2 separate regions of the Homo sapiens genome follow, and region 2 is linked to region 1. Evidence: read pairs that join two places in POLR2A ChIA-PET (ENCODE). Cell type or tissue: CD4-positive, alpha-beta T cell. All regions are shown on one strand.

Evidence for each region. Peaks named below come from ENCODE experiments on the same cell type or tissue, not always from the same donor. Only the 100,000 strongest peaks of a DNase experiment are listed, where the experiment ranks them.
Region 2: POLR2A ChIA-PET joins it to region 1 with 5 read pairs; 4 of 35 experiments call an interaction of 5 or more read pairs at or near these places.

What each region holds. Positions count from the first base shown.
Region 1 is chr6:106,114,745-106,119,744 of GRCh38, forward strand. No RefSeq gene overlaps it. Among named protein-coding and RNA genes, the nearest start is that of PRDM1, 31 kb to the left of the region's middle. In CD4-positive, alpha-beta T cell, no CTCF peak of the experiment used is centred here; DNase peaks (open chromatin) are centred at 372 and 2,987; H3K4me3 peaks cover 600 bases; H3K27ac peaks cover 488 bases.
Region 2 is chr6:106,214,106-106,219,105 of GRCh38, forward strand. All of the region lies in intron 6 of ATG5 (autophagy related 5), which reads right to left. Among named protein-coding and RNA genes, the nearest start is that of ATG5, 110 kb to the right of the region's middle. In CD4-positive, alpha-beta T cell, no CTCF peak of the experiment used is centred here; no DNase peak of the experiment used is centred here.

The DNA of each region.
Region 1 (5,000 bases):
TGTGGGCCATTTTACCGCCTTGAACACAAAAAACCTGACTTGGTCATCTCTCTAGCCTGCTGACACTCCAAAGCAGGTGATATCCTCCAGAGGACACACAGAGACCAAGGGGTAAGGGCGAGGGGAAGGCAAGCAAACCTGAGAGAAGGAGAAGCCTCTGCCTGCCCCTGCTTTTTCCTGAAAATGACAGTGTGATTTCACACTCAGTGCCCCTGGTCATTCCTGGAGGTGCGTTCCCACAGGGACATGGTATGGCCCGTTGGACAAGTCTCTTCCGTGCTGAGAGCCAACAGATTGCCCTTCTTAGGAACACATCCGGGCTCAGGCTTAGCAAATGAGACGCCAACCATAGCAAGCTTCCCTCCACCCCTTGGCATACTTGGGGAAGCACGGGGAGCCCTAGGAAGTGGACCAGTTCCACCAGTGTGACCGACTTCCTCCTCCTTCAGGAAGAGGCTGAATAGTGGAAGTGCCGGACACCTGCCGTAAGAGAAGTCAATCCTCATGAAGAATGGCTGGTACCAAATGGCACACGCTGTTTCCAAAGCTGCAGGCTTGCTGTCCTTCTCATTGCAAGTGCAAAACCCACTTTTATATTAGAACTGCCCCCAAGCAGCTAGCTTTTGGTTATATGCTTCAACGGAAAAGAGGCGGGAAATGGGTGGCCACAGATTCCCAGTAATTTGTGTGGGAGTGCTTCCTGGGCACTTTATTGGTAAGCATTCACCCTCCCTGAGCACACCCTCTTCTCGGTGACAGATGCAGGCAGGCAGGTGGTCCTCCAGGGTTCTAAGGTTGGGGAAGCCAGGCCAAGGGAACATTTGACCCCGATGACCCAGAAAGCAGTTAACTCATGCACACAGCTGGATGCATAATCAAAGAACGAGGTCCAATTTTGATAAATCTGTTTCATTTTTAATAACCAGGGTAAGACTATAGTTCTGTACATCTGGCCAAGGCGGCTGAGGTTTTCCTCAAAGGGCCATGCAGATCTTGGTATCTTTTTTTTTTTTTTTTTTGAGATGGAATCTCACTCTGTCACCAGGCTGGAATGCAGTGGCACGATATCGGCTCACTGCAAACCCCGCCTCCTGGGTTCAAGCAATTCTCCTGCCTCAGCCTCTCGAGTGGCTGGGACTACAGGCGCCCACTACCACCTCCAGCTAATTTTTGTATTTTTAGTAGAGACGGGGTTTCACCATGTTGGCCAGGATGGTCTCGACCTCTTGATCTAGTGATCCGCCTACCTCGGCCTCCCAAAGTGCTGGGATTACAGGCCTGAGCCACTGTGCCCGGCCGGATCTTGGTATCTTTTCTTGCTGTTGCTACAAGAGGTCCCTGGCCTTGTGCTGATGGGAAGGTTTAAGGCAACGTGCTTTCCTCCTTGAGTTTGTTCATAAAAGAGGTAGAAAAGATTGGTCTTTGAGTATCTCCATCCCAGAAATAAGAAAATTCAGGTATGGAAAGTCAAGGAATATGCCCAAGCCACCTAACAAGTTCATGCTGGAACTGGAAACTACATCCCGGCTTCCTGACTCTGGCAGATTAGACAATGCTCCTATTGCTGAGCTGGGCAGGGGCCAAGTGAGCCACTGGCATTGTTTGTGTGTAGGGCAAGCTTGCCAAAGCAGCAGAGTCTTACAGCATTAAATGACTGTCTTCTGCCTTGTCAGGAGCTTGACTCTTAACTAGTTCTGCAGACATTTCAGTAAGGAAGGAGGCGATAAGGAGTCTTGGAGAATCATGGCTTACTATGGCCTACCATTACTCTGAATCCATCTCACTTCTAACTCCACAGAACCGTTCCTGTCTCTAAAGCTGAGCTCATTCCAGATACCCACTTTACTAAAAGGTTTCCATCTCTCTGGGGGTGGCCAGTTCCCCTGTGAAGTGCCAGAGTAAGGTGACATTTCCGGTGCTTTAGCAGAAAGGTGGGTGTCAGGCGTCAGCAGTTCTCCAGCAGCCTCAGGCCAACAGTGTTCCAAAGAGGAAACTGAGGCACAGAACTAACCCTATCCCATCAGAGTGTGCCTCAGAGTCCTGGTAACTGCACCTAGAGAGCACCGTGATCCTCAGGTAGGGGGGCATTGAGCAGTTGCAAAAATTCACATGCTATTTTGGATAAACCGGCTTTAAAGTTCATTCCACTTTAAAGACATGGAGGGTTGTGTTTTCTGCAAAGGAAAGGAAATGTATAAATGGACATATTTTCTACTTCAAGTGCACACAAAAAAACCTGTGTTGCTTCTGAGCTTAAGGAGGTATGTTCTTTGTTTTAAATATTGCCCATGCATAGTTAACCAATGTACCTGGAGGCAGAGATGAAAGCTGAAAAAGAACAGTCAGGTCTACCTTTGTGTTCCAAGGCAATGTAATCCCACAAGGCACAATTCCTCTAAGAATTATCTGAAAATTTTCAATATGCCCACCTGTTAAACAGCTTTTGCAACCAACAGAAACTCTGGAAGATTTATAGTCTGATTGCTTCAAATTGGTCATTTTTGTCTCCTCTAGTTTTGACCTACACGTGGATTCCAGACTGAAAATTACATTATCCAAAGCAAACCATTCAGCCCATCTTAGATAGATTACAGCTGTTTCAACCCTTCCTCCAAATGGAGGGTAATAACATAATATATTATAGCTCATCTATAGCCTGAAGAATTATGTGCTCTTAAAAGGATTGGCTGAAAAGAAAGAAAAGGAAGGAAGACAGGAATCTTCTAAAACTAACTATATAACTTAGAAATGAGAGAAGCGTCCCTTAAATTCAGATCTGAATCTTGTTCACATCGGAGACGTGAGCATTTCAAGGTGATGGGCTGGAAATGAACTTTGCTAGTAGGGACTTTCAACCCCTTCTCTCTGTGAGTTCTGCTGAGGGCCACTGGGCACGTGGCGGGCTTCTCCTAAAGAGAGTCATGTACGTCTGCAAGATTAAAAAAAAAAAAAGGCAGGGTAAAGTCTGTAGCTGAAGGTTGACAGACTTCCTTCCGCACTTGGGTTTTTCTCCCTTCTAAGGGCCGTTTGAAAGTTCTTCTTGTGCTTCTAACTTAGCAGAAACCACATCATGTCTTTTGTCATCATCTTTGCTCACCACTGGAGACCCTGGTGGTTAGAGAGGGAAAGTCCCTTTGGATGGTGCCTATGGGGGTAGAAGGTGTTGGGAGCCAGCAGGGGGTCCGGGTGGAGAGGGAAGAAGAGAGGAGAGGTCATCAAGCTTGCCTTTCTGGCCCAGGCAATATACCCACCCCGGCTAGACTTTCCAATCCTCAGAGTGGCAAAGTATATCTTTTTGGTTATTCACTATGTCCCTGGTTATGTTGGGTTGCTGAGGGAATAGCTAGGGGTCTCCAATCTTTTGGCTACCCTGGGCCACAAGGGAAGGAGGAGAATTGTCCTGGGCCACACATAAAATACACCAACACTAACGACAGCTGACGCGCTTAAAAAATAGTCGCAAAAAAATCTCATAAAGTTGGCTGGGCGTGGTGGCTCATGCCTATAATCCCAGCACTTTGGGGGGCCAAGGTGGGTGGATCATGATGTCAGGAGTTCAAGACCAGCCTGGCCAAGATGGTGAAACCCCATCTCTACTAAAAAATACAAAAATTAGCCGGGCGCAGTGGCAGGCGCCTGTAATCGCAGCTACTTGGGAGGCTGAGGCAGAACAATCGCTTGAACCCGGGTGGCAGAGTCTGCAGTGAGCCGAGATCACACCACTGCACACTAGCCTGGGCAACAGAGCAAGACTCTGTCTCAAAAAAAAAAAATCATAATGTTTTAAGAAAGTTTACGAATTTGTGTTGGGCACCTTCAAAGCCATCCTGGGCTGCATGTGGCCTGCGGGTCACAAGTTGGACAAGCTTGGAACAGATCATTAAACAAAAGAAAACAATTTACTTCAAGAGCTCCGAGTTTCTGGAAAGCCCAAAGAGTGGCCACAGTGACCTCTGTGTGGCCTGAGAATAGCTTTTACCTGCCTTCCTGGCACAGAAATTACCTGGAGGTGGATTGGAAGCAGAAGTAGGGAATAGGAACACAGCTATATATTCGGTTTGAGCTCTTTTAGAGTAGATGCTATAGAGACATTCTATTCTCTTTTTTATTGTGATAAAAGATAGAACCTACATTTACCATCGGAATCACTGTGCAGATAGTGTATGGTAGTATTAGCTATAGGCACATTGTGCAACAGATCTCTAGAGCTTTTTCATCTTGCAAAACTGAAACTGTATACCCATGGAACAACAGCTCCCTGCTCCCCTCCCCCTCAGCTCCTGGGTAGTGACATTTCTTGATCGTGCTGTTAACCATGAGTACTTTTCTTCGGTTAAGTCTACAAACTTGATTTCCATACCAAGACCTGTTTTGAGTTCACACACCAGCTGACCTGCTTCAGGAGCAGTTCAGATTCACTCTGCCATGAATATTCATCACTCACTATGGGTCATGATCACAAATGCATGTCCTCAGCACTCTGGCTGGGCTTCAGCAATTTATGGAGTTGTTATTTGCACCACCAAACCAGTCAGGAATGAAAATAACAATCAACTCCTTAAATGTTTACAAGCCTCCTGGGCTATTGCACATGTAATTTAGAGCTGCCATCTTGTCTCCTTCTTTCTGTCAGTGGAATGGAATGTCCCCTCCAGTAACTTGTTGGCTTTAGGAACATGGGGAATAGAAGGCTCCTCAACCTGAATTGTCTAGTCAAGGCTTGGCTGAAGTCCTCTTTGGTAGCAAGGTGTTTGGGTTCTCATTGCTCTGCAATGCTTCCTTATACAAGTCACTTGAAAACAAACCTTCCCCGCAGGTTGTCCTTGGAAGCAGAGCAGGAGGCAGGTAAGTACTCTCACCCAATCAGCACAATCAATTTGTCATTCCCTGAAAATAGAGTCGTCCCTCCAGTCTGTCCAGGTCGGTGGGGATAGAGAGGAAGGCCCAGCTGCCTTTGAGCAATGCCACATTCCAGTGGGGAGTGGTTCCCCCACATTCAC
Region 2 (5,000 bases), 99 kb after region 1:
TCAACTGTCCCATGCATATTTGGCTTAAGATATATTCATGCATATCAAATTTTACATCACATGGTTTTCAAAAGAAGATTCATTAAAATTAGCTTAAGAATGTACACAATATACAATACCTCATTAAATAAAAAGAACAGACCATTTCCAAATGAATGCTTTTAGAGCTTTACAGTAAACAGTCTTTTGGTGGTAGAAAGAGGGGGAACAGAGAGGGGAGTGGGTGGGAGTCTGTAGCACTTATCAGACTACTTTTATCCTTTATGTAGAGAAATAGGAGAGTTGAAAATAAGCACTTTCTGTACTTATGTTGAGAGTCTGAAGCCCACTTTTAATAGTCTTGACAACACTAAAAAATAATAATTAACATTTGAAAAGCTGTCATTATTATAGTCAGGGACACTTAATCTCCAAAGGAGAAGTTTCTTAATTGATACTATGATTAAATAAAAGCATCCATCAGAATTATATCCACAATCTGGTTTGGAGTTTATGTTTTGTCTTATTTAAATTGTTATACTTATTATAATTCTGTCTAGACAGTGCCAAATGTACTTTGTCATACAAACACTTGAGGCAAATTTTCTTCAAATAAGCGCAACACTTTGTTTCCTCTTCGTATCCTTTGACTGAATAACGTGTGGTACAGAGAAGTAATACTTCCCTTTCTTGGGATCGAGATCAATTTGATGCTTGTTATAAGCCCATTTACAGAACAAATGGTATTGCTTTTAAATTTTTATATGAACTTATCAGTAGACTAGCCAAAAAAGAAGCTTCATATAAAAGTGCTAGGATTGATATTCTTAGTAATAATTAGGTAAATTCTCTAAAATTTTCTCCCAAAAGATCTGAAAAATCATACCAAGGGAAGTATAGTTTAAATTTCATTATATATAATAGCTTTAAAATATCTTTGCTAATTCTACCCAAAGCCACACTAAAAAGACTAATACAAAAAGAATGTAATTAATAAACTATTTTCCTCTGAAGAATCAAAGGGCACTTCTGCATATGAACATGTTTTATCCTTTTGGTGTACTTACATAAAATAATTAAGAAACACTTTTAATTAGTATAAACAAAGAAATCAAAATAGCAAGAAGAAATGTCTGAGTAAAAGCAGCTGTGCTGACCTCAAAAGTGAAATTCTGTTCTCTTGATGCCCAGTTAAGTGTCTAACCCAGGGAAAAGTGATTCTAAACCTGGGCTAGGAGCTAGTGGAGCTCTTCAAACAGTCTCACCTACCCTCACCCCTCAAGGAATGGTCTATGGGTTCTGTGGTGAACGCTAAAGTTTATAACATGGGAATATTTATTATTTTGTTTCTAACACAAATAATTTTTAAAAATTTATTCTACTAAAGTAACATCAAAGGGAAATTTCATAAAAATTCTTTTGAAATTTTTAGAAGTAGCAAATAAAGGCAAGTGATAAATATTTTACAGATTTCACCACTTACGTAATCTGATCAACAAATTTTAAAAACATAGCACTTGAATACTATTAAAAATATATTAAAAAGGTAACATAGTAAAACTATAAAATTCTTTAAAAAAAATATAAGAGGAAACCTTCGTGACCTTGGATTAGGAAATGGTTTCTTACATACGGCAACCTAAAAATACAAGCAACCAAAGAAAAAAACAGACAAACTGGACTTCATCAAAGTTAAAAACTTTTGTTCTTCAAATGACATCATCAAGAAAATAAATCCCACAGAATGGGACAAAATATTTGCAAACCATATCTGATAAGAGACCACTATTCAGAATATGTAAAGAATTTGTAAAACTTATAAATAAAAAGTTAAAGAAGTCAATTTTAAAATGAGCAAAGGATCTGAAGACAATTCTCCTAAGAAATACGAATGGCTAGTTAAATGCATGAAAAGATGTTTAGCATCACTGGTCATTAGGAAAGAGCAAAAACCAAAATGATATACTCCTTCATACCCACTAAGACTGCTGTAATTAAAACTATAGAAAATAAGCGTTGGCAAGGATGTGGACAAATTGGAACCCTCCTCATACACTGATGGTAGAAATGTAAAATGGTGCAGATGCTTTGGAAAACAGTCTGACAATACCCCAAAGGTTTAAACGTGGAATTACCATGCAACCCAGCAATTCTACTCCTAAGTATCTACCCAAGAGAAATGAAAATATATGTTCACCAAAACATTTGTACATAAATATTAACTGCAGCTTTTATTCATAATAGCCAAAAAGTGGAGACAATCCACATGTCTATCAATTGGTGAATTGATAAACAAAATGTGGTATCTTCATACAACTATTACTGGGCCATAAAAAGAATGATGTATTGATACATGCTACAAAATGAATGAACCTTAAAAACAATATGCAAGCAAAAGAAACCAGACACAAAAGGCCATATATTACATGATGCTAATTACATAAAATGTCCAGAAGGGAGAAATAAATTAGTAGTTGCCAAGGGCTGGAGGGAGGGGGAATGATATAAGTGACTGCCAATGGGCATGGGGTTTCTTTTTAGGGTGATGAAAATGTTCTGAAATTTTATCACGGGAATGGTTGCACAACTCTGTGTAACTTAGAATTCAGTGACTCCTAAAACCAATGAATAGCATGCTTTAAAAGGTGACCTTTGCTGAGCATAGTGGCTATAGTCCTAGCTACTTGGGAAGCTGAGGCAAGAGGATCACTTGAGCCAGGAGTTCCAGGCTGTACTGCACTATGATCATACCTGTAAATAGCCACCATACACACCAGCCTGGGCAACACAGACCATGTCTCTAAATAAATAAACAAATAAATAAATAAAAGGGTGACCTCTGTAGTATTGAGATTATACTTCAAGTAAGCTGTTATTAAAAAAAAAAAAGTTATCATATGGGTGGCAGGGGAAATCATTCTGGGATGATGGCTAACTTCATCAGTATTTGATTTATACCTATGCATCATACCTTATGTTTGTTTTATGCATTTTGTGGGTTTTTTAAAAAAATTATATTTCATAAAAACAAATTTTAAAAAAATTAAAGTCAAGAACCCCAAAACAACAAAGATCAGAGATACATTTCTACCTTATCAATTCAGAAAAATTACAAGTTTTTTTCTTAAAAATTGTATAGCATCATGGTGATTTTAAGTTACCTGTAGGAATTTAAATAACTTTGTCTTAACTGTTCACCAAAACTCATTTAATATTCATGTTCTGATACTGAAAATGAAGCTGAAAAGTTTTGAAATTACAATATGCTAGTTTAAAAAGGTTTACTAAAATACATAATTTCATTATAAGGAGTAATATGAAATAAAAGTATCAAATATGGGACCATTAAAAATGTCCTTACTAACAAATTGCTACCCACATTGTGGACTCACTGCGTCCACTGTTTGCGAGCTTTTCCAGAACGCTCGCCACCAGTTAGGGTAGCCAAGAACTCCTCATCTTCACTTTCTTCCTCACTAGCTTGGAACCTCTGGATTCCCACCCACACTGCTGTGACCTGAATGGGGAAGAGAAACGCCATAGTAAGGGAACTCTTCCTTTTATAGATTTCTGAATTAGAATCTGGCATTACAAAAGAACAATGTTATAAATCCAGGTCAGAGTTTATAGTTCTATTTCACTATTACTTATATGGCTTGTCCTAGGAACTTAACTATTATTTACAATGTAAGTACCTATTTCCACAAAAAAATTCAAAATTTTGGAATACAATATCTGAAGAGAGAATGGTCTATTGAATCCAAAGTAGGCTGATACATCCCAACAGTATTTCAGATTGAGATAATAATAATACCACCAATTCATCAAGTCAAATTATATGCTTATTTTCCACAATGGAAGTTTTAAAATAGTATAAACATTTTAATATATAGCAGGCTTAACTTATGATTATTAAACAGGGTTCTAAGAAAATAGTATACATCAAATATTAATGTGCTTCTTGTATAATTTAGGTGACAATTTATCCATCTGAGAAATGCAAAAGAGACTTTGGTAAGGGGTTGAGTAAGGAGCATTCTGTGTCAAAGAATTCACTAGCAAAAGAGGGTATACTGTAGTTACAAGCTATAATCACTGTACTTATTTTAAATCCCTCTTCAGAACCAGGTCTTAAAAGATGATAAACATGGCCTCATGAATAACTATCAACCAAACTATAGAAAAGAGTGCAAGAGTGTGGTGTTCTAACTTAAAATATGGTGTTTTATTCAAATAATTTTATTTAAGGCTCCAAAAGCAGCAGCCTCATTCCCCAGAAATCATAGTTAAATGAAATCTTCCTTACTAAAGGAAAAATGAATCACAATATTTAACGTGAACATTTTAAAAACACTCTAAAGCAACAAAACTATTCAATTGTATGTGATATGGCTTAGAAAGGCATGTAGGTAAAAAGGACTAAAAACTCTAATAATGGTTGGGCCAAAAGTAAATTTGTTAGTTCTACTCCATTAAGCATTCCTCAAGCAGTGTAAAAATCAGAGTTCAAGTTACACTTTGATGTGTAGATCCTTTGAAAGCCACTCTACCCTGTTTTATATGAAGCATCCGCAGCTAAAATGAACACCTAGTGAAGAGTATGAATGCTGCAATACATAAGCAGACGTCAGAATTGTCCCAAGCTGATTCTAAGTTACTTTAAACATGTATGCAGAGTCAGAATATGACTTACTTCTTAGAAGTAACAGATAATTACCTTTGGCATAATGAAAAAAACTTTAAATGTAAGTTAATACAGGTATTTTCCCTTTAGCAAAGCTTTGCTTTTAAAAGAAAACTTCAAAACTTAAATTAAAATAGGAAATGCTCTACTATGTAGTAAAAATACTTTTTAGATTACTGAAGCAAAGAAAAGGAAGGATTCTATGAGGGAGGAAAAGTGGGAGAAAAATGTAAAGAAAAAAAGGAAGAAGGAAAGAAAAGAGAAAAGGAGGAAAGAACACAAGGACAGAAAGGCCTATTGAAATATATTATTTCTTTCAAATTTTAAACGAGCAGAA